Regions from separate parts of the Homo sapiens genome. Here region 1 is linked to region 2. The links are chromatin contacts, found by Hi-C or POLR2A ChIA-PET in ENCODE. All regions are on one chromosome and are shown on one strand. The core of a region is the stretch at or near the end of the contact, and the rest is flanking DNA. Distances in the headings are between cores, read along the strand shown. Region 1 has its middle 15 kb from the start of IRF1. Region 2 holds the start of TH2LCRR (T helper type 2 locus control region associated RNA).

What was found. Hi-C counts contacts between places; a loop is a spot of excess contacts on that map. ChIA-PET counts read pairs that join two places held with the same protein, here RNA polymerase II (POLR2A). Pooled maps may share reads with other maps.
Region 1: a loop to region 2 is called in a pooled map, with 2.5 times the contacts of the local background. The contact joins the enhancer-like site here to the promoter of TH2LCRR in region 2. A Hi-C loop is called at or near these places in 4 of 37 single-sample maps with no recorded cell type and 6 of 50 pooled maps. POLR2A ChIA-PET finds 5 or more read pairs at or near these places in 8 of 52 experiments (GM12878, IMR-90, Panc1 and 5 more).

The regions. Positions count from the first base shown.
Region 1 is chr5:132,504,804-132,507,603 of GRCh38, forward strand. No RefSeq gene overlaps it. Among named protein-coding and RNA genes, the nearest start is that of IRF1, 15 kb to the left of the region's middle. Within about 2 kb of position 1,433, at least 9 of the 41 ENCODE cell types and tissues checked have a DNase peak (open chromatin) inside an H3K27ac peak, as active enhancers do; they include IMR-90, where a contact is called at or near this core.
Region 2 is chr5:132,654,678-132,657,522 of GRCh38, forward strand. TH2LCRR (T helper type 2 locus control region associated RNA) reads right to left here and starts at 1,477. Exons shown (of 3, transcript NR_132125.1): 1 at 1,374-1,477. It also overlaps a transcript of IL13 not described here. RefSeq lists silencers at 1,701-1,990, 2,051-2,140, 2,221-2,280.

The sequences.
Region 1 (2,800 bases), core at 183-2,682, 150 kb before region 2:
AGCTCAAGTAATCCTCCCACTTTGGCCTCCAAAGATGCTGGGATAACAGGCGTGAGCCACCATGCCCAGCTGGGAAGGTAAAATAATACAACTACAGTCACGTGCTGCATAATGATTTTTGGTCAAGGACAGACTGCATATACGACAATGATCTCATGAGATTACAATACTGTATCTTTACTGTGCCTTTTCTGTGTTTAGATATGCTTAGATACACAAATATTTACCCTTGTGTGGCAGTCGCCTACAGTGCTCAGCAGAGTTACTTGCTGTACAGGCTTGTACCCTAGGAGCAATAGGCTATACCACATAGCCTAGGTGTTTGGTAGGTTATACCATCTAGGTTTGTGTAAGTACACTCTATGATATTCACACAAGGACAAAATTACCTAATGAAGCACTTCTCAGACTGTATCCTTGTTACTAAGCAATACATGATTACATTGGAAAGCAATTTGGCAGTTTTTTAAATAGCTAAATATATGCCTATCATACAGCCTAGCCATTCAATTCCAGGTATTTATCCACAATAAAGGAAAGTGTGTGCTCACACAAAGATTTGGATATGAATGCTTACAGCAGCTTAATTTGTAATAGCCAAAACCTGGAAACAACAAAAATGACCATCCACAAGACAGTGGATAAATAGCTTATGGTATCTACGCAGTGGATTACCACCAGGTTCCAGGTTTAGGTAAGATAAAGTAAACATACTCCACCCTGTCTCTTCCACTAAGTGAAGCAATAGAACCTGTACAGAATGTATGAAGGACTCTGAAGAGTAAATAGCAGCAGATGAATTAGGAAAGAAAAATCAGAATTTGGAGTACCACGGAATTGGAGGAGTTTCCCATTTTTCCCTCTAGTACTCCCTGGGCTAGACTCGAAACAGCCTGAAACCTGGAAGTGAGCAGCAGGCACAGACAGTGGGAATCCCAGAGCCCTCTAGTTCTGCTTTGAGGAGTGGGGAGGGAACTCCTAATGCTCAGAAAGAGTGAGAAAATAACCACCCCCACGCCACCTTTTTTTCTTTTCTCCATTCTCTCATGCCTCAGACCTCTGGCATTCTTGTTGCAATGGCATGAGAGGACTAAAGGCACCTAAAATTCTAAGGGAGAGAAAACTGTCTGTTGGACAAGCCCCAAGAGGGTCTCCCTCCTTCCCCCCTTCTCTCTCTCTCTCTCTCTCTCTCTCTCTCTCTCAATATCTCTCTCCTTTTGCCAGTTGACCCTAGCTGAGGGCACAGTCGCAGGAAGTACACAGCAGAGCAAGGTAGCTAAAACTCCAGATTTCTGGCCAGAGGACCAAAAGGAGGAGACCCAGGGAATCAGAAAGTACCAGGGAGATCATGGAAAGGGAGGAATGCTGGAAACTGAACCCACAAAGTTGTTTATGAATTCCTGGGCTCAACTCCAAACTGAGCTTGCATGGATCTAGCATACCAAAGACTTGAGAACTGAACCTAAGGATAAACACCACCCTTTTCTCAAGCTGACCACTGGAGGGTGCACACACAGGACAGATCTAAACAGCACTATAAAGGCTTTGAAAATGGAACAAACATTGAAACTACAATCCACAGAAGGCTGGTCGGAACTTGTGGCCCAAATGCAGCTGCATTGATTGCCTGCTAAAATATAAACATTAACACTCTCCACAATGTTCAAATAATACCCAGAGTCTCATAAAATTTAAAATGTCCAGGATACAAAACCAAAGTATGATCTTCCTGGCCTATGATAGGAAAAATCTCATTTTGCATGGGAAAAGACAATCAAAAGAGACCAATGATGAGATGTTGGAATTAAGTAACAAAGACTTTAAAGTACTACTATGAAAATGCTCCAAGTAAACCCTCTTGGAATGAATGGAAGATGGACAGTCTCAGCAAAGAAATAGGAGATATAAAGAATAGGGAAGTAAAAGTTTTGGAACTTAAAAATATAAGGGCCAGGCATAGTAGTTCATGCTATAATCCCAACACTTTGAGAGGCCAAGGCAGGAGGATAACTTGAGCCCAAGAGTTCGAAGCTAGCCTGGGCCACAAAGTGAGACCCCGTCTCTAAAAAAAATAATAAGTTAGGTGTGTTGGCATGAACCTGTGGTCCTAGCTACTTGGAAGGCTGAGATGGGAGGATAGCTCAAACCTGGGAGTTCGAGGCTGCAGTGAGTCGTGATCACACCACTGCACTACAGCCTGAGTGACAAAGCAAGACCCCGTCTCAATAAATAAATAAATAAATAAATAAATAAATAAAATATAAGAACCAAAATTTCAGTGCTCACTAGGTAACTCAAGAGCAGAATATAAATGAGAGGAAAGAGGAAGCCAGTAACTGGAAGACAGACCAACAGAAATTATCCAAACAGAAAAACAGTGAGAAAAAGATTTTTAAAAAGTGAATAGAACCTCAGAGACTAGTGAGACAATACCAAAGGTCTAATATTTATGTCATTAGAGTTCCAGAAGGAAAGAAGAAAGAGTGCAGTGAAGATAAAAATGTTTGAGGAAATATTGACTAAAAACATCTTCAATTTGGAAAAGGACATAAAACTGAAGAATATATGTACATATATATATATATATATACACACATACATACATATAAGCATACATGTACCATTGCTAGAGAAAAATGACACATCACACATAGGAGAACAATTCAAATGACTTCAGCTTCCTCATGAGGAGAGAGGAAATCTCATCGTAGAGACCAGTAGGAAGTGGAATCACATCTTTAAAATGAAGAAAAAGAACCATCAACCCACCATTCTCTTCACAATTTCAAGAATACTCAAT
Region 2 (2,845 bases), core at 227-2,726:
GGTATATAGTCAAAAAAAATGGCAGTTCCAATAAGAGAGAACAAAGAAGAAAAGTCATAAAATGTCCCAATCTAAGTGTGAATACAAAAATATATTATTTTTATAGTAAGTGAGAAAAACAGGGTGCAAAAGGTGTATATGATGCCACTTCACATGTAGGGACAAGGGAAAATAAGACCATATATTCACAGTTGCTTGTATTTACATAAACTAATAGGATACCAAAAAAAAAAAAAAACAACACCTAAGAAAAATAGTTACTTGTGAGGGAAGGTGGAGATTCCACTGAATTTTTTACATACACAGTTGACCCTTGAACAGCAGGTTCTGAACTGCACAGATCCACTTATCCACGGATTCTCTCCTGCCTCTGCCACCCCTGAGATGACAAGACCGACCCCTCCTCTTCTTCCTCCTCGGCCTGCTCAACGTGAAGACAGTGACGCTGAAGACCTTTGTGATGTTCCACCTCCACTTAATGAATAGGAAATATATTTTTTCCTCCTTCCTTGTGATTTTCTTAACAACCTTTTTTTTTTTTTTTTTTTTTTTTTAAGACGGAGTCTCACACTGTCGCCCAGGCTTAAGTGCAGTGGCGCGATTTCGGCTCACTGCAAGCTCCGCCTCCCGGGTTCACGCCATTCTCCTGCCTCAGCCTCCTGGGTAGCTGGGACTACAGGCGCCCACCACCACGCCCGGCTAATTTTTTTGTATTTTTAGTAGAGACGGGGTTTCACCGTGTTAGCCAGGATGGTCTCAATCTCCTGACCTCGTGATCCGCCCATCTCGGCCTCCCAAAGTGCTGGGATTACAGGCGTGAGCCACCGCGCCCGGCCTATAAACAACCTTTAAAAGACAGTAAGGGACACAGCAGGGCAGTAAGTGCCTCACTCACAAGAGGAGCAGCAATGCCAGAGGCCCATAGAGCACGGATTCCCAGCGCTGCCGTTTTACATAATCAGCCTTCTTGATTTTTAAAATTATCTGCATTCGTAACTTTCCTAAAAATAAAAATCTAAAAAATTAAATCCTTTCACTTACAAAAACAACTCTCTCAGGCCTTACTCCTCCTGACTGGGCATCATGTCTTTGCCAACGGAGACCCAGAGTCCAGAGAAACCCGAAAAAGCAACCCCAGCTTTCCCAGGATGAGCTGGTCGGGAGGAAGGGAGGTCCCAATCCCAGCGCTTCGGGGCCAGAGCAAAGCGAAGAGGCTCCCCATGGCCATAAGCGGGCGGCCCACGCAGCGCATTGCAGGCAGGTGCGAGCCACATGCGCCAAGTGCCCGGAGCGGCCCTTTGGTAGTTAGTGTTAATTAAAATTACCCGCACGGGAGTGGATCCCCGCTGACAATCTAGAAACAAGCAACAGACCCTCTGATGTAGCCATCTGTGCCGCGCCTCTCCGCACCGCCCGCCACGCCTTGGTCCCTGGAGACCACCCTCCAGGGCAGGGGCTGCCGCTCGGCCGGGCCCGCGGGGTCCCTCGGCCTGACATGGCCGGTGCTGGAGCGGCACGTGCGCGCCTCGGCCCCTCGGCCGCTCCCGCCCCTCGCCGGTGCGCACCGGCGCTCGGGGAGCCGCTGGCCCGGGTGTCCAGCCGGCCCTTGCCCTGCCTGGCGCTCGGACCGCCACCTTTGCCGCCCCCTCGCCAGCCTCCGCAGCTTCCAGACTGGCCGGTCTGCGCGCCCACCCCTGCCTCCCGGACCGGCCACCGCCGGAGGCCGCGGAGGAGGGCCCGGCCGCGCAGATCCCGCTTATCGGGCCCATCTCCCGTTACATAAGGCCACCCCCCTATCTCCGCGGGCCATCGCCGCCGCAACCGCCGCGCCAGCGCCTTCTCCCACGCGCGGGGGCGCCCCTGCCCACCGCTCCCGGCAGGGCTTTTGGTGGCCATGGGGGATAAGGGGCGTTGACTCACCCGGGCGGGGCTCCGGGAGTTGCACAGACCAAGGTAGTTCCCCGCTCCTTCCCCCATCACGGAGACCCTGTGGGAGATGCCGTGGGCCCTCTACTACAGATTAGGAAACAGGCCCGTAGAGGGGTCACACGGCCAAGTAGCGGCACTCCAGGCACTGGGGGCCCTCGAGGGGAAGGGGCAGACTTCTGGGAGTCAGAGCCAGCAGCTGGGCTGGGAAGCTTCGAGTGTGGACAGAGAGGGTGGGAATGACGTTCCCTGTGGGAAGAGAGGGTGGGCAAGCCTGGGATGCCTCTGAGCGGGAATCCAGCATGCCTTGTGAGGAGGGTCACAAGCACACCCTTGTGAGGAGGTTGAGCCCCATCGAGGACAGGACGGAGGGAGCCTGAGCAGGCAGAGAGGGGGCCTGGGGAGGCGCTGGTTCGGGGAGGAAGTGGGTAGGGGAGAAATCTTGACATCAACACCCAACAGGCAAATGCCGTGGCCTCTGCTGTGGGGGTTTCTGGAGGACTTCTAGGAAAACGAGGGAAGAGCAGGAAAAGGCGACATGGCTGCAGGGGCCAAGCCCAGGAGCCGCCCTCCACAGCACTCATTCTGCAGAAGGGAAATTTGAGGCCCCCAGACGGCAGGGGTTGATCCTGCAGAGACTGGTGAGCAAAGGGGATCACCCCAAGCCCCAGTGGCACTAGGAACACTTACAATCTCTGACCTGGACTAAGGCTGCCAGCCTGGCCCAGTTAAGAGTTTCCCAGAAGGATGGCCCATACACTTTAAATTAAAGGGGCCAGACACGTGCACACTACTTCCAGCCACTCTGGAAGCTGAGGTGGGGGGATCGCTTGAGTCTGGGAGTTGGAGGCCAGCCTAGGCAGGCAACATAGTGAGACCCCATCTCCAAAAAAACAAAACAAAACAAAACAAAAAAACA